Linked DNA regions of Homo sapiens: region 2 is linked to region 1. Evidence: chromatin loops called from intact Hi-C (ENCODE). Cell type or tissue: Calu3. All regions are shown on one strand. Each heading gives the region's core, and the rest is flanking DNA. Links, peaks and the distances in the headings are about the cores only. Region 1 has its middle 18 kb from the start of CNGA2. Region 2 overlaps LOC100533997 (MAGEA10-MAGEA5 readthrough).

What was found. Hi-C counts contacts between places; a loop is a spot of excess contacts. Peaks named below come from ENCODE experiments on the same cell type or tissue, not always from the same donor. Only the 100,000 strongest peaks of a DNase experiment are listed, where the experiment ranks them.
Region 2: a loop joins it to region 1, with 5 times the contacts of the local background. A loop is called at or near these places in 2 of 110 quality-filtered maps.

The regions. Positions count from the first base shown.
Region 1 is chrX:151,747,621-151,758,627 of GRCh38, forward strand. No RefSeq gene overlaps it. Among named protein-coding and RNA genes, the nearest start is that of CNGA2, 18 kb to the left of the region's middle. In Calu3, for the core only: CTCF peaks have their summits at 2,337 (motif pointing right), 5,947 and 6,147; DNase peaks (open chromatin) are centred at 2,361, 5,931 and 6,621.
Region 2 is chrX:152,122,390-152,133,350 of GRCh38, forward strand. LOC100533997 (MAGEA10-MAGEA5 readthrough) reads right to left here. Exons shown (of 4, transcript NM_001204811.3): 2 at 7,100-7,224. LOC105373369 (a long non-coding RNA gene) reads left to right here. Exons shown (of 8, transcript XR_007068347.1): 8 at 1-5,805. It overlaps MAGEA10 (MAGE family member A10), which reads right to left. Exons shown (of 4, transcript NM_021048.5): 4 at 10,921-10,961. Among named protein-coding and RNA genes, the nearest start is that of MAGEA10, 11 kb to the right of the region's middle. RefSeq lists an enhancer at 6,412-7,611. In Calu3, for the core only: no CTCF peak of the experiment used is centred there; a DNase peak (open chromatin) is centred at 6,822.

The DNA of each region.
Region 1 (11,007 bases), core at 1,374-9,373:
AAGAGAACCCCACGCAACAGGAGGAGTCTTCGGAGACCTAGCCAGCTCCTTGCCAATAACCTCATTGCTAAGGTTGCACTGAGTTCAGTTTTTACCGTGTCTTGGAACCAGGACAAAATGTAATTTTTGCAGGCGTAAGATGGTACTGGGGCCAGAAACAGGGGGATGACTGCATTGAAATTTTTTGCCTTGATTTCAGCAAGAAATCTTCAGTGTTCTCCCTGGAGCCTGGTTCACCATCAGCCCAGCCCCAACAGGTGCCTGATTTCCAGCCCACATCATGGGATGGACATTGTGTCTTGGATTTGGTTTTCCCCAGGGCAAGGCAGGCACCTTCTCTGGACCACATGGGGAGCTCATTGGTTCAAGACACAGACTCCAGGGCTCAGCTCCCACCCTCTTCCAGTTTTCTTTTCCCCAGATATCCTTGGGCCCACTCTCTCATAACTTTTTGCCATGTCTCGAATGTCTATGTTCTCTTCAGCTTTCAGGTATTTTCTTTTATTTTTTAAATAAAATTAAATCCAAATTTTATTAAGGATTTCAAGTTACATACTTCAAATTTCTACAATGGAATGGAATCATTTTGGAACTGGAAAAGTGGCATAAACACTGACATCCCTTGAAACTACAATTTTATAAAGAAAATTCTGCAAACCACATCCCCATTATGTAACAAGACTAGGCATTATCTACACCTTCACTTTGGCAATAGCTATTTCCCAAAATAATGAAAAAGGTGATTTTGCTACTTCAGTTCATTAAAAACGGGATTCTATCTTTAAGGTTCAGAAAAAGCTGCATTTAGATGAACTATGGTTACCCGCTCCCCCCACCCCCCAAAAAAAAGAGAGCACAGAGTGTCTAAGCAAAGCAAAGGAAGTCATTTTGAAAATAAAGAGAGAAAAGCTATTATAATTGGTTAAGGATTTCCAGTAGTAAGTGAAAATCTCAGGAGAGGAATGGATAGCACTACAAACAATGTGTTCACATTCCAAGTCCTTAACACTAACTTTCTCTGTTCTGGATCTGGGCAAGCAGCACTCTGTTAGATCTTTGCGTGGCTCCTAATTTTATAGAAGTGGATGGATGCACTATTTCACAAGGTCTAAGAGTTTTTTTCAGATATTTTTGATGACTGTACTGTAGTAAATACTATAGGGATAGCACTATAGTATTGTAGTCATGAGACTAAAGTGGAAAAAAGACTATTTTTGACAAAAGATGCCATTAAATTTCAGACTATAGAGCCACATTTACAATATCTCAGGCTAATTACTGTTAATTTTGGGGTTGAACTTTTTTTTTTTTTTGACAACAGCGAGGGTGGACTATTGGATTGTCATTAGAGGAAGGTCTAGATTTCCTGCTCTTAATAAAATTACATTGAATTCATTTTTAGAGGTGATGAAAACTTCCTTTTTGAGAAGTTAGTGTTCAGGTCTTGGAATGCTTTCAGGTATTTTCTCATGCTGTTCCCTCTGCCTGGATTACCCTTTTCTGCCACTTTTTCTTCTGAGATGAAATTCACAGGCCCCTTCTCCGAGTCCTGCCACAGCTTTCTATGTGAGACTCCCTTGCACACTGGTCTGCAAGTGTCTGTTTAGCAATAATATATTCTCATCTAAAGACAGTTTGTTCATTGAGAAAAGGATGAAGGAACAACAGAAGGAATATCTGTGCAGCTTGTCGTGTGTGTGTGTGTGTGTGTGTGTGTGTGTGTGTGTGTTTGTGCGCGTGTGCCTGTGTGAGGATCTGGATGTCAGCCTAGGCAGTGTCTGTCTCTGGCCAGCCCCTCACCCACCCTCTCTCCGGTTGTTTTCTCTGTAAGAGCGTGACTCTCCTGTCTGTTGCTGGCCGCCGCCCCCGCCTCTCTCCTATAACTGGCTGTAATATAGGAACTGAAGTACGTTTTCCATTATGTGTTGGATTTATTCAGCACAGCCTGATGTTTCCTGCTCTTGATTTTAAAATGTTTAAATTGGAATGTTTTTTATTTTCATTTGAAAATACCCATTGAAGGTAAATTGCTCTATTTGCATATGGCCATCAATTGCTTTTCTCTGCATTGGTGACCTTCTATACAAAACAAAAGTCCCCTCTCCTGCGCACCACACTCCTTCTTCTTTTGGTGTGACCTGTGGTGGTCCTTGCCTGGCCAGCCCAGCCTGAGTCCAAGCCTCAGAAGCATCTATTCCTTGGTCTGGAGCTTAAAGTTAGTCTGACCATTTATCCCCTCCCTTCGGTGAATCCGAGGCAGAGGGTCTCTGTCTTCTGTTTAGCCTGGAAACAAGGAAGCCCCCAGTGCACAGAGATGGGGAACCCTACCACCAGAGGGCGCATGAACCTCAGGAAAGGGTGGTGGGCTCCACTCTGCGAACCCTCCACCCAGCAGAGGACTGAGCAGGGCCGGTTGAGGCAGTTAGGTGGCTGCCCCCCGGGGCCTTGCAGAGCTATTGGACAAGGTCTCTTTCCCATTGTGCCCCACTGTGGTCCCTTTGAAGGCCCTCAGAGGTTCCTGGGTGTCAAGGCCAATGCCCAGTACAAGTTTCTTCATGCTAGGTACCCAGACTCTGCTGGAGACTGGGGAAGGAGAGAATGTCAGGGTGGAATTACAGGGAGACTTGAGCACTATGGTTGTCATTACTTATTGTATTCAGAAAAAAAAAAAAATACTAGAAGTCTAAAAAACCCTTGATGTTATGGATAAGATTGGTTAGCATGGAGCTAATGTCAGCCTACTTAAAATTGACATAAATAAAATTATTATATAAATAATTGTTCCAGTGTCACATGAAGGTAGTACACAGATGATTGTGTACATTTAGCCAAATACCTACTTGATGCCACCATGGTATTTGAAAAGTAACACCACCATAACTCACCCTTTGGTGTTTCCTAGAGAACCTGCTCATCTTCCCATGTTGGTCATGGCACGTCTGTCCTTCAGGTTGCTCAGGCCAAAGCTCCTGATGTAATCCTGGATCCTTCTCTTTTCTTCATCCACTGCATCCAATCAGCCAGAAAATACCCTGTCTGCATAACTTTTCAAAGTCCAGTTAGAATCCATGCACCTCTCCCACCTCCGCCACTCCCGCCCTCGTGCAGGGCTCTCTCCTGGATGACTGCAGTCGCCTCCAGACTGGTGTCCCTGTTTCCACCTTTGCTCCCTCCCCTCCAACCCACTCTCCATCTAGCCAGCAGAGTAGTCAAAAGCAATGAAAGTCATGTCTCATTCTGCTTACATTCTTTTGGGGTCTTCCATTACTCTTATAATAAAATTCAAACTCATGGCTTGGTCTCCAGGTCCTGTTGCACAGCGCCCGCCAGCATCCTTGGCCTCACCTGCTTTCTCTCCTGGCCTCTTCTGGAGTCAGGTCCTCCAGTCTCCTCTGAGTTCCTCAGACACACCCAGCTTCTCTGTCCCTTGGCAGCCTTGCGCTTGCTGTCTTTATGTGTTGCTCTCTTTTCCTCTGGAACTTCTGTGACTGGCTTCTTGTCCTCAGGACTCCACAATGAAAAGAGCCCCCAGCCTCCCAGTCATGCTGATCTCGGCACCCTGTGAGGTTTTCCTAACAGCACTTAGCACCCTCCACAATCTTCTTGTTCATTGGTTTCCTTGTTTATTGCTTGTTTCCCCAATTAGAATGTCAGCTCCCTGAGATAGACCTTTGTGCTGGCCCCCACTACATCTGTAGCACCTAGAGCAGCTACTGGTACCTCAGTGTTCTGTACATGCCCAATACTGGGAACTTCTTAGGGGCTGGCCTCCTCTTTTTTCTCTAATGGACTAAACCCCATATCCTTAGCTGCTTCTCTCTGCCCATCCTCATAGCCCTGCAGGTTTTGCTCACACAAAACTCCTTGGTATTCCGTAACCCAACTGGAGCTGTCCCACGAGAAACTCGGCTTACACCTACTTCTATCCCTACATCTGTCTGCAACATTCCTCTAATCCTTCAAAGTCACCTCTAATGTCACCTCCCTCCCAAAGCCTTCTTTGATCCCCTATAAACAAGTGTGACTCAGCTATCATCTGTATTTGTGGCTTTCCCCCTTCCTTGCTCCTGGAGGATGGGGCTGTGTGAGATTCATGCTACCCTCCTATAGCCAAAGCTACTTGCAAGAGGGTATGTGTGTGGAGGAGGAGAGTGGGTGTGGACTTGGTCCCCAGGGAGCTCTGCTGAGGTAGAGCTCCCCAGTTGAACAGGGAGCTGGGGTAGGCAGGCATGGGGTACCAGCTGGCCCCAGCAGGAGGAGTGGTGTGCCATACTGGCTGTGGGTTCAGTGGCAGGTCAACTTCCCCCTGGCAGAGACTGAGCTGCCAAGAACTAAGTGATTTTGCTTCTCTCTGAGGCAGACATTTCCCTGGAAGGACAATCTAGCCCTGATTTAGGACCTGAAACCAAGCCAGTTACAGTTAGCCTGACGGGGAGGGTGATGAAGATGCCTTTCTAGATAAAATGTTTGCTAAGCCCAGGTCCAAAAGGGACTCAATGCTGTGGCTGGGACCAAGGCCACGCTTAGAGAGGGCCCGTAGGAACACTGGCCTGGGAGCCCTGTAACCTAAGCTTGGTCCTGTTCCACTCCCATTTTCTGGGGACTTGGACTATTCTATTCCTGGAAATCTGGAACATAGCACAGTAGGGTAGCTGGGGAAGAGGACAGTATCCAATAGAGCCTCTTTCCTTGGCTTCCCTAGGCTTGAGGAAGACCCTGCTCTTTCCCAGCACTGCCAGCCTAACTGCATATTCACATGACTCAAACTGGGCAGTGCTAAGGGGGCCTCAGCAAGCTTCTGTCTTGTCTTCTTTGGACAGATTTGTCCCTGGAACGTGATATTTGCCCAGGGTCTTGAAAGATGCAGAGGAGCTCGATGGGCAAGCAGGATGAGATGCCAGGTCCCACAAGCCAAGTGAGCAAGAGTGTTGAAGAGCAAGACCAATGGCCTCAGTCTGTGGCCAGGAGGGGGTTCAGTGGAGCATGAACCTAACTCTCTCCTGGGCTCTACAGATCCTGGAGTTAAAGTGATCTCAGTGGTGAACTGAACAAATTTCTTTCCCTTTTGGGTTCAGTTTCCCACTTATTTTAAGAAAGGAAGTTCGCAGGCCGTTTGCAGCCCTCCTGGGGAGTCAGAGGATAGATTCGTCTTACCTCAGCTTGTACACTTGCATCATTCAAGTTTGTCTAAGCTCAAACTTCCAGCCAGGACTTTGGAGTTGCCAGTTTCTACGGATCAATGTTTTTAATTAGATTGGGTTTCTTGTTTCTCCTTTATTGAATCGGGTAAGCAAATTAAATTGGGCAATTTGTTGTTAGGTCATTTAAGTGCCAACTGGGTTTCATAACCTGGGTTTGTGCCATATCCAAGTGCCTCCAACTTCTTCCTGGAGTGGTGGAATCAGAGGCCAGCTGGAGGTGTAGGCATCCTAGGGAACCGTAGGCGTGGGTCTCTGGCTCTTGAGGGTCTGAGTCCCTGGGGCATAGACCCACTCTCTTTGTTGGTCTAGAAAGGCAAGGTGGATGGTCACAGGGGCTCAGGACTGAAGCTGGATGGGAACAGTGGTGAGATAATAATCAGGAGTTCCCAGGGTTGCCTGTGGACAAGGCACTTCCTTGAACCCGTAGCCTCTGTTTTGTTATCTATATAACGGGTAAGGTCTCTGGAGACCCTTCTGTTCTGGCATTCTGTTGCACTCTGGCTCTGTGAAGGTGGAATCTGCTCCACCAAGATATAGCTTGTTTGCCTGGTGCTGGAGGGGGCACAGCTTTCGGGATCCGAGTCTTGGAAGGCCGACTGAAGTGGGCTGGGCAAGAGGCCTGGGTGGGGCAGCAGCCTGGGCCAGGTCTGGACAGCGCCTGGCTGACCAAGCTAAGGCTGCCTCGGGCTCCAGACAGCTCGCCCTGCTGCTGTTCCACCTCCGGCCGTAAAGAATGGTGGGGACGCTCTTGCACCGCGATTCGAGCGCACCGTTGGGCTTGCCAAGCCCTTGCTCAATCTCCACGTAGCGGGAGCTTTTTTGCACGACCTGTACTCCAGGAGTGGGAGCGCCCCAAGACCCTCTGGCGAAGAAAGAATTTGAGCAGGGCAGCTGCAGGCACAGGGCATGGCAGGAGGAAGCTCTTCAGCGCCTGCCTCAGATCTCCTCATCTCCACATCCCCCTTGGAGCCTTTGCCCTCACCCTCTCCTCTCAATGGCCACATTTGCCAACTACACGGTGCCACCCTGCAGGGTTTTTGTCGGCAACCCATTCCATCTCTTGCCCAAAGAAAGGGAGGAGGGTTGAGCTGTAGGCCATTCACCTCTGGGACCTGTTCTGAGAGAGGGTAAGGCTGGGACTGCTAGGCCACCTTCCTGGCTCCTGGAGATACAAGAGTGAGGAGGCAGGTCTGCAGACAGGCTGCCCAAACCTGTTGAATTCAGGGAGGTAGTGACAAGATGTGACAGGCGAACAGGGACAATGGCTGGAGGGCTCCAGCAGGGGCTAGGGACAGGTATTCAGGGCATCGGGCTTGGTAAATAACATTAACAAGGCAGCAACTTGAGCAGGCAAATTGGTAATGCAGACAGGGCTCCGTGACTGTGCTGGCTGGCTGCCTGTGAGTCACCTCTGTGGATCGATTTAATTGCTGAGCACTTGGATATGCAATGTGCTTAGAGAGGCTGAGTTGAAGCCCCGCCTCAAAACCAGTGCAACAATTTGGGTGTACTACCAGTGGCCCAGGAGCATTGCTTCCTCAGGCCAGGCCCGGAAGCCTTAGCTCATGTCTCTCCCCTTTTCTCTCTCTTTTGTAAGCACTGGGTCCCTCAGGTTTCAAGGTGAAACAGACTTCTTTTCTAAAGCCACCCTGATCTGGGGGGTCTCTAGAGATCTCCCCAGCCCCATTCAATCAAGTCACCTCTTGTTGCTTGATTGCATTGTCTCTGTCCAGTGCCTGACCCAGAGTAGATGCCAACAAATATTTTTAAAAGAATGGGAAAACCAGTGTATTTCTTGATTTTTTTCAGGTGCTTGCTGTTTTCTATTATGCCTATGAAATAAAAATACAGCCCTTTAGGAAACAATGTTGTGTCCGGTGTGTCCATAGCATAGCAGACGTTTCAGAGAATAGACCAGTTTTGTGCAGATGTGGACTGAGGGCTAGGTGGGGGAGTAAAGAATCTGAGAAACAGGAACTCTGCCAGCATCTCATTTTACAGGCACGGTCTTGTTCTTCCTTTTCTGCTCTGACCATGTGGAACAGAAAACAGTTTTCCTTGGCTCAAAGACAAGGCAGGCGAGGCAGTGACTGTGCGTAAACGTGCCGAGAGCTAACTGTACCTGTTATGGAACAGTTTCAGGTACTGTGTGCAGAAAGGAGTGGAGTGTGCGGTTCAAAACACCGGCTGCTGTGGTCATGCCAACCCAAAGTTGCTCCTGAACCTCAAAGTGATAGCATCCCCAGACTGAGCCACTGTGGGCCGGAAACCCAGGTTTCTGGTGGGTTGTTTACCCAATTGCGGAGATAACATCATAGCCAGATGGAGTAAGTCCTGATTGGTGACATTTGAGGATTTTGAGATGGAGCTGGCTAAAACTTGATTTTTCTATTTTCAAATCTTGTCATGTATTGAATCGTTTTCGAATGGCATGAAAATCTTATTTAGTGGTTAATATCTGCCCATTATTTTAAGAGTAGTTTTCATAACCAGTGACCATCACTAGATCAGGGCCACTAGTAAATCACTAGTACTTTGAATTACTGGCCCTACAAAGCCACAGCTTGGAGTTGGAAGCAGCTTTTCTCTGCTACTCAAAGGGGTGGTGACTGTACTGAGTGGCCAGCTTTGAGATTACTGCCATACACACTCCTGGGTTCTACCTGGCTTCCGCTCTGGGGATTCAACCTAGACCTAGGGCTGGGCCGAGACCTCCGCCTCCCCCATTGTGGGATTGAGGGGCGTGGAGGTGAGGTAAGGCTGTGGCCAGCTCTGAATGGAGAAAGGAATAAGAAAGGAAGGAGAGAGGGAGAGAAGGAAGGCAAGAAGAAGGGAAAGAGGAAAGAAGAAAGGAGGGGAGGAAATAAGGGAGGAAGAGAAGAAGAAAAGAAGAGAGTGAGGGAGATATCTGGGACCCTATCCTGGCAACTTATGGCGGCAGAGTGATGACAGGTGGAAAAGCTTAGCTGACTCTCATGCCAGGCCAACATGCAGAGCTTGGTGTTCAGCTTTGCTGGGTGGCAGGGCTCACTCGGAGGGGGCATGAAAGGGTCACTGGTGGAGTGGAAGGGGTCTTGGCAGGTCATGAGCTGGCTCCCCTCTGCTGGGGAAATGCCACAAGGACTCTTGAGAGACAAGCGGCAGGCCATTGTCATGTTCCTTTTGAAATGGGTCTTCCCAGGCTTGGATTTGGTCACCCCTCACAATTGGGTCACAGATGCCATCTGCAGTGGCACTCCTTGCCTTTACCTTTCTTTGCTCCCCTTCCAACTCCTTTCTTTTTGTGCTTCTCTCTCCTCTCTTTGCTCTCTTGCTCCTCTTCCTCCTGCCCCTCCTCCTTCCTTGCTTCTTTCTCCCTCTGTGGCTCTCTCATCTGCTTTCCCTCCTCCTCGCCCTTTCTTCTGTTCCTCCTTTTGCCTCTGAGACCACTCTTCCCTCCTCTCCCCCTTTTGCTTCCCCTTTTCTCCTCCCTGCTTTATCTCCCCCTCTAAAGCTCGCTTTTTCCTTCCCCCATGTCATTCTTTGTCCCCTCCCCAGGCACTTTTTTCTCTGTCCTCCCGAATCCTCCCATCCTCCTCTTCTCTGTCTTTCAGGATGGCTCAGCCATCTTTTCCTGCTGCCTGCCTCTCTCCTCCCTATGGCTCTGTCTTTTCCAGCAGCCTAGTCCCTGCTTCTGCCTCACCTCTCATCATCCCTCTTCCCTTCTCACAGTTCTTGCTCCAGCTTATCCTCCAAGCCCCTTCTCTTCCCTTTCCTTCTCAGTCTGTCTCCTCCCTATGTTTCAGGCTTCTAGCCCACCCTTCTTCCTCCCAGCTCCCAGCATCCCAAGCAGCAGACTCCTGGGACCAGCCTCTGGATCCAGTGGTACATGAAGCGGGAGAAAGGAAGGTAGTAGAAGGATATAGCCTCGACAGACTTTGCACTGAGCTGAAGGCATTGGACCCAGAAAAGCCACCAACCCTCCCCAGTCATATTCCCAGGCCAGGGCAGCTCCTAGAGATGTTACACACAGATCATCATTTCTGCCATTGCACCAAAACCTGCTAGAGGATGCTGGCAATGGCTTTCTGGGGACTCGCAGAGTCTCAAGGGAGTGGACATGGTGGTGGCTGCACAAACATTGTCTTAAGTGTCCCATTATACAGCTGGGGACTCTGAGCCCTACATTCAGAAAGTTAAAGAACTGGGATCAGAAGTCAAAGTTAGGAATAACAGAGCGAGATTCTTCGCCTGTGGAGTCTGCACACATGTATCAGAGATGTGGGGACACATGTGTGTTTGTGTGTTAAGTGATTTTCTTAGCATGTTTCACACCCATGCCCACACACCCCTACACCCACAGCCACTCTTCAACCTTGTGATACAAGTGGAAAGTGAATTTGTGCTATTTCTGAAAGACGAATTTAATATTCAGGGAAGTACGAGCTCCGGGAGATTTATGTTGGAGTCCTGAATGGAAGTGATATTGGGCAAGACTAGGCCACAGTGTCCCCATTTTCAACAGAAGACTGGACTAAATGGTCTCCAAGGGTTTTCTAGCTGTGGTGATTTTGGCCCACCACAGGCCCATTTTGCTCCAGACACTATACGTGTGTGGTTTCCTTTAAGCCTGGCATTAAGTCAACAAGCTAGATTTCTCCATTTGTACATACAACAGCCAAGGTACAGGGAGCTTAACTAATGGGCCCTAGAGTCCCAGTAAGTGAAAGATCTGGGATTGGAACATGGGTCTGCTTGGCTCCAGACCTCACTTATCCTGTGCATCAAGGCAATTTCTGACGGAGTTGGTCCAGGGATCTGGGACTCAGGGCTCTTGTCAGGCAGCAGCAGTTTGACCAGTGGAAAGGCAAATTAGACTGGGACAAAGCTGCTCAAGGGAGATGGCTGGAGCTGTTTTCCTTCTGTCCCTGCTACAAGCTGGGGAGTAGGGAGCCTTCACCCAAGATAACATGTGTTTAATCATTGTTTCAGTGATAGCAGAGGCTCTTAACTTTCGGTTAATCACTTGCTGTTCCCACTGCCTGGATGCTCTGTCCCCTGATCTCTGCATTACTGTCTCCTTCTGGACACTCAATCATCCACCTGAATGTCTGGTCGCCCAGTCTGAAGTGTCCATGCAGCTACTCTCTGCCACATCACCTTTTGTTAAATCTCTGGCTAGCACCACTCACTCATATTGTCCTCCTTTATTTCTGTGATTGTTCAAATTCTCCTCTCTCTCTCCACTGAATAGTGTCAGATCATGTTTATCTTGTGTCTGGTTGTACCCCCAAGGCCTGGCACTGTGCTTGGCACCCAGCAAGAAATCAGTGAAAGTTTATTGTGTGAATGATGCCCCAGTGGCAAATAGTGACAAGAACCCAGCACCAGCAAAGTGTTTGGTCATTCTGCGCTGGGTGATGGGGACACCGATGACAATTCCACCAACTTCTTGCCCTCCAGGATTTCCAACATAGTGGAAAGACAGACCTGGTCACAGATCACTGGGGTCCTGTGCTCTATGCTGTGTACTGTGAGAGCCAGACTTATAAAAGGTGCTGCCAAGTCTAGGGCACATTGTAACTGTCTCTGTCTGGGAGAATTAGGGAAGATATTGAAGGTTGAGTCGTTTTTCAGGCAGAGAACCAGGACAGGACATTTCTAGAAAAGGAAACAGTATGAGAGGAGGGGAGAGGTAAACAGGTTTCCCGCTAAGACAGGAGTCCATGTCAAGGGCTCCATTAGACAGGAAGGCACACATAGACTGTGTGGGATGACCTGGCTTGTAGAGGAAATGTTAGAAATACCAGCTTCAGGCCGGGCGCGG
Region 2 (10,961 bases), core at 2,824-10,823, 380 kb after region 1:
CATTTAATATTCTACTAATTTACATAGAATAATTGCTGCTATGTAACAGAGCTTGCTTGATGTGTTTTTTATATCGGGGTGGGAGGTGGTCCTCATCTGTTTTTTGAATCCAAGAGGGCTCATCTGGGAGAACAAAGTGAACAATTGCCTATATTTTGTGTGCATTGGAAGAGCTGAGATAAGATGGTGGTTAGTTTCCCCTGATTATTTAGTAGAATCGGCCTCCAAAACTGACTAACATGGAACGTTTGAGGGTGGCTTGAGCTTTGAATAGTTTGAGCTTGTATAGTTTCAGTTTGTAAAGTTTAATTAAGGTTTTCTTTTTGGATCAATTTGGTCACTTGGTCACTTATTTATTTATTTCTACAAAGTGATCAGTTTCACTTATGATTTAACTTTTAGTGGAATGATATTTATGATAAAAAATGTTTTATTAGGGAAAGCCTCAAACATACAGATTAATAGAGAGACTAATATAGTGAACCCAGTGTAGATGACTCTCAGCATCAATAACCTTAACTACACGGCAAACCTGTTTCCAGTTAGACACTCACCTACCAGCACCTAAGCTGCTGGAGTAACGTGGAGCAAGTCTAAGACATCATACGATTTCATCTCTAAATAATTCAATATGATATTTTTAAAAGATAGGGACTTTGTATTAAACAAAAACCCAATATTATTTTCATTTCTAAAAAGTAAATAAATGATTATCAAATGTTCAACTGTTTTACACACTTACCTGGTAGACTTATACTTTATAAAAATTGTGTTTCTTTGTATGAGTACCCAAGTATAATATTATATAGTGATTTTTTGGTCATACTCCTTAAGTCTTCTATCATTTGTAGGTCCCCTCCACATGACCTGTTTTCTTGCCACTGTTTTGTTGTTGTTGGAAAGAAACAGATCTTGTGTTCTTTCCAGTTTTCCATAGTCTGGATTTGGCTGAATACAACACTGTGATGTCCTTTATCATATTCTTTAGCCCTCCATTTCTAGGACTACAAGATGCTCTAGGCTCATTGGGTTTATGCCCTGCCCCAGTCCTAAAATCAGCCATTTCTCCAGAGATCTGGTTCCTTTTAATAGGAAATGGTTCTAGAAATTTACATCTGGGTGCTAGGTGTGCTCATTGCTACTTTTGCTTTTGGTGTTGAATTTACAAACTTTTTACCAAACTTAAAGTAATGTAAATTTTCTCTTATTTTCTTATAGAAGTTGTATAATTTTTGCATTTTGCATTAGGTCTATGATGTAGCTTGAGTTAATCTTTGTGAAATACCTAAGGATTTGTCTAGGTTATTATTATTATTGTTGGTGTATAGATGTCCAATTTTTCATGCACCATTTGTTGGAACAACTATACTTTCAGCATTATTGCTTTGTTATAAATCACCTGAATATATGTGTGCAGGTCTATTTCTGGGCTGTATTCTGTTTTTTTAATATATGTTCTTTATCCATTCACCAAAAGAAATACATCTTGGATGCTTCTATTTTTGGTGATTATGAAATAAGCTATTGTACACATTCACATACAAATTTTTATGTAGGCGTAAGTTTTCAAATCAGTTGGGTAAATACCTAGGCGTAGGACTGCTGAATCTTATCGTAAGACTATGTTCAGTTTTTTTAAGAAAATGCCAAACTGTCTACTTCCAAAGTGGCTGCATCATTTTGCATTTCCACCATCAATGAATGAGAGTTTCTGTTGCTCCACATCTTCACTAGCAATTGGTCTTTTTTTTATCTTAGACATTCTAATAGGTGTATAGTGGTTTCTCATTTTAGTACACAATTCTCTAATGACAAAAGACGTCCAGGACTTTTACTATGCTTATTTGCCATCTGTATATCTTCTTTGGTGTACTGTCTGTTCAGATCTTCAACTATTTTCGTTTATTTTCTATTGTTGAGTTTTAAGAAGTTGTGTATATTGTAGAGACAAGTTCTTTATCACATATGTGTGCTACAGATGTTTTCTGCTAGTCTGTAGCTTCTGTTTTTATTCTGTTAACTCTGTTTTTTGAAGAGCATAAGATTTTTATTTTAATAAAATCCAACTTGGCTAATTTTTCCTTCATTGATGATACTTTTGGTGCTGAATTTTAAAACTCATCATCAAACTCAAATTTGTGTAGATTTTCTCTTACGCTTTCTTCTAGAAGTTGTATGGTTTTTGCATTTTGCATTAGATCTATGACGTATTTTGAGTTGATCTTGTGAAATTTTTAAGGATATGTCTAGGTTATTATTATTATTATTATTATTATTTGTGTCTAGATGTCCAATTGTTCAGGCACCACTTGTTGGAAAAAACTATACTTTTACCATTATTGCCTTTGTTGCAATTCACCTGACTATATGTGTGCCAGTCTGTTTCTGAGCTCTATTCTGTTTTATTAATCTATGTGTTTATTCTTTGCTAATGGTTATGTCCTCTACCGCATTCATATTTTGAATCCCTCAGCTCCAGGGTGTCTGTATTTGGAGATGGGGCCTCTAAGGAAGTAATTAATATTGAAAGAGGTCATAAGGGTGGGGCCTTGATCCCATAAGATTAGTGTGGTTATAAGGGAAGCAAGAAAGCACTCTTGTGCTTGCATGAGTTCTCTCTCTCTCTCTCTCACCCTCTCCCTCCCTCTCTCTCTCACTCTCTCCCTCCCTCTCTCTCTCTCTCCCTCCCTCCCTCCCTCCTTCCCTTTCTCCCTCCCTCCTTCCCTTTCTCCCTCTCTCCATGCACATGCACAGATGAAAGGACAAGAATGAACATAATGAGAATGGGCCATCTACAAGCTGGGAATAAGAAACTGACCCTCCAGTCCTTTATCTGTGACTTTTAGTCTCCAAAACTGTGAAAAAAAATAATTTCTGTTGTTTCAGCTAAATAATCCATGCCATTTTGTTATGGAAGCCAAAGCTGACTAAAACATAACCACAGGTTATAAAACTTTTCTTCTGTTTTCTCCTAGAAAAAAAGTATTTTTGACATTTAGGGCTATGATTCATTTTGAGTTACATTTTTGTATGGGGCAAGGTATGTGCAATGGTTAGTTTTATGTGTTAGCTTTTCTAGGCTATAGTACTCAGTTGTGTGGTCAAACACTAGCCTAGCTGTTGCTGTGAAGGTATTTTGTACATGTGATCAACATTTACAATCGATTTTAAGTAAAGCAGTTTACCTCCATAACGTGGGTGCGCCTCATCCAATCAGTTGAAGGTCTTAAAAGACCGAGGTTTCCTGGAGAAGGAATTCTACCACAAGATTGGAACGTAAAAACGCTGTGTCAGTTTCTAGCCTGCTGCCCTGTCCTACAGATTTTGGATGTATCAGACCTCATAGTCACCTGAGACAATTCCTTAAAATATCTTTCTTTCTCTCTCTCCCTTTATAGATAGATAGATAGAGTATGGATTGAAATTTAGTTTTGCATATGGATATCCAATTGTTTCAGATCAAATTGTTGAATATACTATCATTTCTTTCCTCTAATCTTCATTTGCATCTTTATCAATAATTAGTTGTCTATATATACATATACATGTGGATCCACTCCTGGACTTTATTCTCTTCCATTGATATACTGCTATAATTATGACAGTTCCACACTATACTGATCATTGCGAGTTTATAAGCCTTGAAATGAAGTAGGGTAACTCCCCCAACTTTGTTCTATTTTTTAGTTTTCTTTGACTATTCTAGGGCCTTTGCACATCTATATGAATGTTAGAGTCAGTCTCTCAATTTATATTTTAAAAATCCTGGAATTTTGATTTTTATTGCATTGAATATGTCAAAAACTTTGAGGGCAAATGACATCTTAATATTCAGTCTTTTGACTCATGAATAAAGTGTATGTCTCTGTTTACTTAGATTCTAATTAAATTTATCTCTCTAATGTTTTATAGTTTTCAATGGATAGATCTTATACATCTTCTGTCATATTTATCCATTTAATATTTATTGTCTAATGCTATTTTAAATTGCATTGTTTTTGTCTCAGTTGCCAATTGCTCATTGCTAGTGTAAAAACACAAGTATAATGATCTATATCCAGCAACATTGCTAAACTCTTATTAGTTTTAGAAGCATTTTTTTGATAGATAGAATTGTCCGTATATACTCTTATTTTCTGTAAATAAAGACAGTTTTATTTGTCCCTTTCCAATACGAAGGCCTTTTAAAAAAACTTATTACACTGGACAGAACCTCAGGCACGTTGTTGAACTATTCTTCTCAACACCACCCTTTTCCATGAACTCGTCAGTCTTAGGTTTTAGTTTCCTACATGCAAATATCCTGCGTAATTTCTGGCATGAAAATCTGCCTCATTCACTCTACACTGTTAAAATCCAAGCCTGGGTACCACATCTACTGAGATGAGCATAACCCTACAGTTGAAACAAGACACATAAGATGTCCAGTGGAGCAAATGTATTCACTGGAGTTTGACAGCCTGAATGCAGTGATTTCAGACTGGGGAAAACTGAAACCCCAGGAGACTTCTGTGGACACTTTTCCATTGGTAGGATGGGAAAGTTCCTTGGTGGTATCCAAGTGAGTGGTCTTCAAGATGCATAAGAGAAATTTTTAGGAGTGAAGTAGGATGATTCACATCTACACATATATTTAAATACAGTCAGATTACCTCGGAGAGATTTCCGGTAAGATGTACAAAAACTAGATAATGGTGGGAGAAAACAGAAGGAAGCACTGAAGTGGGGTGACTTTGGGAAAAGGCTTAGAGGAAATACTCTCTCCCTGCCATGTGACCCACCCAAGTTGAACATGGGAGGAAAGGAGCACCGCTACTCAGTTTGGGAAAGCTCTTTAGGAGTGCTAAAGAAATGTCCCCTTTTTCTTCAATCAGAGCATCCTGGCTTTGTCATCAGACTCCCCTCTTCCCTCTCTCCATACCCCTTCCCCCCTCCCACTCACGACAATGTCCTTATAGTGCTTTGTGATGTCTAAGCCCCTCACCCCTCAGAGCCACCATTGGCTGGGTAGTGGCTTGCTGATCCATCAAAGCTCACAGGTATGGCTTTATTGTCACGGTGGAAGGGGGTGTATATATAGGGAGGCCAGGAGGCATGGAGTAGACGATTGAGAGACACTGACATGGTGAAGATGACCAGGAAACCACAAACCTCCAGCCCAGGTGTCAAAGAACAACCACCTGCCAACACCAAAGGGGCAAGGAACAGGAAGGCCCCCTGTCAAACTAAGTCTATAAGTCCTATCAAGGTGAGAGAAGCTCCTCTTAGTCTTCCCCTTGACTCCTCCCTCCCAAGACTCCTACCCTGTCCTACCCTACCCCCACCTCAGCCAGTACCTCTTCTCCTGAAGCCCCTGTTCCCACCCCTCCTCCATTCTCTTCCCCAAAATCAGTCCCCTTCTGTGATCTCCCTGTTGTCCTTTCAGGTTCCTAAGACAACCAGGAAGGGAAAAGGAAACCTTTTAGGGAATTCCAGAAAAAAAAAAAACAACTCTCCCAAAAAAGATCTCTGCTTCAAGAAAACCTGAGGAAGGAAGCGAGCCAAAACTATCCAGCCCCTGTGACCAGCTGAATGAGGAACTTAATCAAAATTAGCCACAGCAGGACCAAAGCAAGGAGACCTCCAACATCCCTAGTGTCTCCCCGGGCAGCCAGTAATTTCAGGGCAAGACCAGAGAACTCAGATTTACCTGAAAAGTCTCCAGAGGTCTAACCCCAAATAAATAGCCAACAGGGTCTAGAGTACGTTTTACACCCCACAGGGTACACCCCACGGTGATCAAAATAAAAAGAACCTGTTGTAAAATGGGGTGTGTGTGTGTGTGTGTGTGTGTGTGTGTGTGTGTGTGTGTGTGTTCTAGGATGGTGGGGAGGGAGGAAGGAGGGGAGAGGTGGGAGTTTGGGAAGGGAGGAAGGTGGGATCCTCTTCAATTTCTTTAAATTCAACTTGCTCTTCTTTCTTTAGTTTCCTAGAGTGAAAGTTTTGGTTATTGATTTTATATTTTATTTTCTAATATAAATATTTAAAATATGCTATACATTTTTCCCAAGGACTACTTTAGCTGAATCCCTCAAATTTTTGTATGTATATTTTTATTTTCATTCAATGTAATGTATATTCTAAAATTATCCTAAGAATCCCTCTTTGATCCATAGATTACTTAGGAGCATATTTTAAAATTTACAACATTTGAGCATTTTTCAGTTATCTTTGTGTTTGATTTTGAGCTTAACTACATTATGGTCTTCAAGAAGCATCTTAAAGAATATGCTTTTTATTATTTCTAATATTTTCAATTTGTAAGGTTTGTTTTATGGCCCAGAATACCATCTAGCTTGGTAAATATTTTATGCACACTTGAGAGGAATGTTTATTCTGCTATAGTTGGATGCGGTGTTTTTGTTTGTTTGTTTGTTTGTTTGTTTTTAATTTTAATCAGGTAATCTATATCCTTCCTGGTTTCCTGCTTACTTTTTCTCTGAAATACTGAGAAACAATTCAGAGAGTTTTGACAAATATATAGTCCCATGAAATCACAACCACAGTGAAGGCGCAAAATATATTCATCATCCCCAAAAGTTTCTTCCTGTGCTTTTGCAGTAAAACCACTCCTTCAGTAGAAGTGACCTGAGGTGAGCAGAAGTGAGCATCTGCCAACCATGAGCACTTTCCCTATTAACAAAGGCAGGTGGGCACAGAAAGTGGCAGTTGCTTTCACACACAGGCAGCATTGAGGAAGAAAATCAGATCAATAGTGTCATAGAAGGCCAGCTTACTGGCCTGGTCATAGGCTGTCCCTCCCTTTCTTGTGTAAGGCCTGCCTCCAAGTCTGGCTCTGCCTTCCTGGCCTCCCTGGCTCAAATGAGTGACTCATACCACCTCACCATCTCCCCTACATCCCCCACATACTGGATTAAGGGCCTTATCACTTTGTTTTGTTACCTCATGTTTCCTCAGCATGTATTCAACAAAAGTTTGCTGGATGAATGAATGAATGAATGAATGAAATTACCAGGCATGAGAATTCACTGATTCAAAGTGTGGAGCCTGCCCCTGTGTGGGCCTCCTGCCTCCATGAAGAAACCCACAGTTCCCTTACCTGTGCTTGCTTCATTTCAGAATTCTTGTGGAAAATACCACGACAGGGTCACTGCAGACTCCTTCTCCTCAGGCCCAAACAGTGTCTTGGAGGTGAGGATGCTCCCAACAGGATAGTGCATGATGCTTTTTGTGGGGAAAAGAAAGAGAGATCAAATTGTTACTGTGTCTGTGTAGAAAGAAGTAGACATAGGAGACTCCATTTTGTTCCGTACTAAGAAAAATTCTTCTGCCTTGGGATGCTGTTAATCTATAACCTTACCCCCAGCCCCGTGCTCTCTGAAACATGTGCTGTGTCCACTCAGGGTTAAATGGATTAAGGGCGGTGCAAGATGTGCTTTGTTAAACAAATGCTTGAAGGCAGCATGCAGGTTAAGAGTCATCACCACTCCCTAATCTCAAGTACCCAGGAACACAAACAGTGCGGAAGGCTGCAGGGACCTCTGCCTAGGAAAGCCAGGTATTGTCCAAGGATTCTCCCCATGTGATAGTCTGAAATATGGCCTCGTGGGAAGGGAAAGACCTGACCATCCCCCAGCCCGACACCCGTAAAGGGTCTGTGCTGAGGAGGATTAGTATAAGAGGAAGGAATGCCTCTTTGCAGTTGAGACAAGAAGAAGGCATCTGTCTCCTGCCTGTCCCTGGGCAATGGAATGTCTCGGTATAAAACCCGATTGTATTTTCCATCTACTGAGATAGGGGAAAACTGCCTTAGGGCTGGAGTTGGAACATGCGGGCAGCAATACTGCTCTTTAAGGCATTGAGATGTTTATGTGTATGCATATCTAAAGCACAGCACTTAATTCTTTACCTTGTCTATGATGCAGAGACCTTTGTTCAGGTGTTTATCTGCTGACCTCTCCACTATTGTCCTATGACCCTGCCACATCCTCCTCTCTGAGAAACACTCAAGAATGATCAATAAATACTAAGGGAACTCAGAGGCCTGCGGGATCCTCCATATGCTGAACGCTGGTCCCCTGGGCCCCCTTATTTCTTTCTCTATACTTTGTCTCTGTGTCTTTTTCTTTTCCAAGTCTCTCGTTCCACCTAACGAGAAACACCCACAGGTGTGGAGGGGCAACCCACCCCTTCAGCTTTTTGCATTGCATCCCACATGTTCTGTCAGTTTAACAATGAAGGGTGCCATCTTCACAGGGTTTCCATCCAACTTGCCCATGTCCACACCTTTGGCCAGCCCTCTACCCCAGACAGTGTCTGGTGGCAACACAGGCCAGTGATTGCAGTCCCAAGACACCTGTCCCCTTGTATGCCAAGAGCTCAGAAGACACAGGAGGCCATCTGAGTCAGGGACACCAGCTGGATCATTTTCAAGGCATGTCCACACAAGCCCTTCATCTGCAGAGTCTGAGCTGATTAGTCCCAGGTCACTTTTCCTCCAATTTCCCCTCCATGCAGCCCCACTACCACCTTCCACTGATCATTGGCATTCCTGGTGAGTCTCAGCTGTTGATCATCAGTCAGCAACCCACACACATAGCCCAACCTCTATGGAGGTTCCCCAGGGGATAATTCATCAGCTCAAGTAGGCATAAAGACAGGTCCCAGCCCTGGGATGCTGGCAAGGGTGCACAGGACCACTGGAGTGGTCAAGAGAGGTAGCTCACCCAGAATGATGCAGGGAGCCAGCCATACTCTTCCTGACAGAGGGAGGGGAATCTTGAATGAGCATAAGGTGTCCAACATGCCGCTGATGCATTCAGCCAACAGGCCTGCCCATTCAGATCACACAGCCACATCCTGTTGATGATGATAGTGTCCAGATTTCTCAAGCCTATCCCTGTTTGTTGCCGTGTCCTCCTTCACCACTTCCCACTTCTCTCCCTCAGGTCTCTGCCCCCACCGGGCTGAAATCTGGATTCAGAGCTCTCAGTGGCAGCCTGCCTGGGGCTCTGTGGACTTGATTTCACATGTGGTCTCTCTCGTGGACTCTGGTAATTGCTCTTCCCTGCATCCTCCTAATGCCCCTTGCCAGCCGAGGGTGTCCTGTCTGCTCTCCTTCCCCGGCTCCTGACTAAATCCTTTGAAAGCAGAGGAGAAGTTGAAAGGCCCTTTCAACATAAATTTCTACATAAATTTGACTTTGGGCACTGATATTTAGACATCTGCTATAAGAGAGATTTCCAGGAATGGGACAGAACACTCAGAGTACTTCTGCAGAGTGTAGGCATGCTCTGTGTCACAGGGTGAGCAGGCGATTCTAGGCTTCTCTACTGTGTTCTGGGCACAGCCTTTAGCAGAGACCACAGTGACAAGCTAGGCAGCAATCCAAGTTCCAGATTTGGGTAGGAGGGAACACTGGGGACAACCAGGGGAAGGGTGCTGTAATGTGGGGAAGTGCTGGCTCTGAACAGAAATGCCAGCTCCTGGGTACAGTCAGCTCTCAAGGAACCCTGGGGATTGACACAGTAGGTCCCTGGATTAATAAGGTCCACAGGCCACCCTGAAATGGTGTTTGATTCTCATTGTCACCTTCTCTAGGCCTACGACTGCTACCTTGGCCTCAGAGTCCCTATTTTTGTCACCTGAGAGACATGGTACAGTGCTGAGAAGAGAAATGAAGTACTATTCAAGAGGTCGGCCTCAGGCTGGGAGGAGTGGGAACAGCATGGGCTCTACAGGAATTCAGACCCACCAGGAGTCTGGTTCCAGCCCTATTCCTTACTAGCCATGTGATTCTGGGAAATGCCCAAGTCCTGTGAGCCTTGGGTTCTTTATCTGTGAAGCAGGTGTGATAAGCCCTGTCCATTAGGACTACTGGAGTGTGTGCAATATAAGTGAAGAACCTGGCTCAGGGCCTGGCATAGTTAGAAGTTTAATGAATGGCAGATGGCTGTTATTTCTAATATTATTTGACCTCAGACCCCACCACAGTCTTCTCTGGAATTTTTGTCATTGTTATCCAGTACATCTCAGAATATGCAGCTCAGTGGAACATGGAATCCCAAATCAGTCACAAATGTTGCTTCACATATAAAACTCAGTAAATTTTCCCTCTTAGAGGATATATTTTCAACATTTCATGTGCAGGAGTTTCTCCCTGCTGGATGCTGCTCAAAGTTCATGGAATTTGAGTCAAGTATCAACTCCTTCCCTCTCTCCAAGGTTCTTTTCCATCCAAATCATGATTTTCATTCATTTCATCACCACTCAAAATCTAGCCCTTGCTTAGTGTTGTTCAAATTACACTAAAAATAACCCAATTAAAATGTTTCTCTAATGGAGTCAGCTAACTTCTAGGCATCAATTCATAGGCTTATTTATTATGAGATCCTTATCTCTCAGGAGACCCTTGCATATGATGGGTATCTATCACCTAGTTATTTTTTTAATTTAATTAGGAGTTCAACTGCACTGAGACAAGAGTGCAGAACACCTTCCATTCCTGCCCCAGGTGGACTCCTCTCTGTTCATCCACCACCCAAAAGGAACTGCTCAGAGCAGTTTTACATCCCAGGATTTGCTCTGTCAACTATGTGAGGCTCTGACCCTGGCACCACCCAGCTTCTTTGGATTCATCTTCACCAGAAGGAACTGCAGTTTCTCAAAGCCCCAAAAGTCCTGGCTCAGAGGATGTACGTGACCACTCTCACCTACAGCCCAATACCCTCACCCCGTCTTACTTTTCTTCTGGGTCTTAGAGGACATCTTGCCACCTTGTTACTTGACTGCAGCCCCTAGACTCTACCACCCTATGGGTAAAGGTGGTTCTGGCTTAACATTTCCACTACAGACCCAGGGCCTTCCACAGACCAGATGCTCAGTGGATGTTTGGGGAAAAAATGCACTAGTGAGCAAAGGTTTCATTTATTACAGTTTAATTTCGACTTAACAAGATCCAG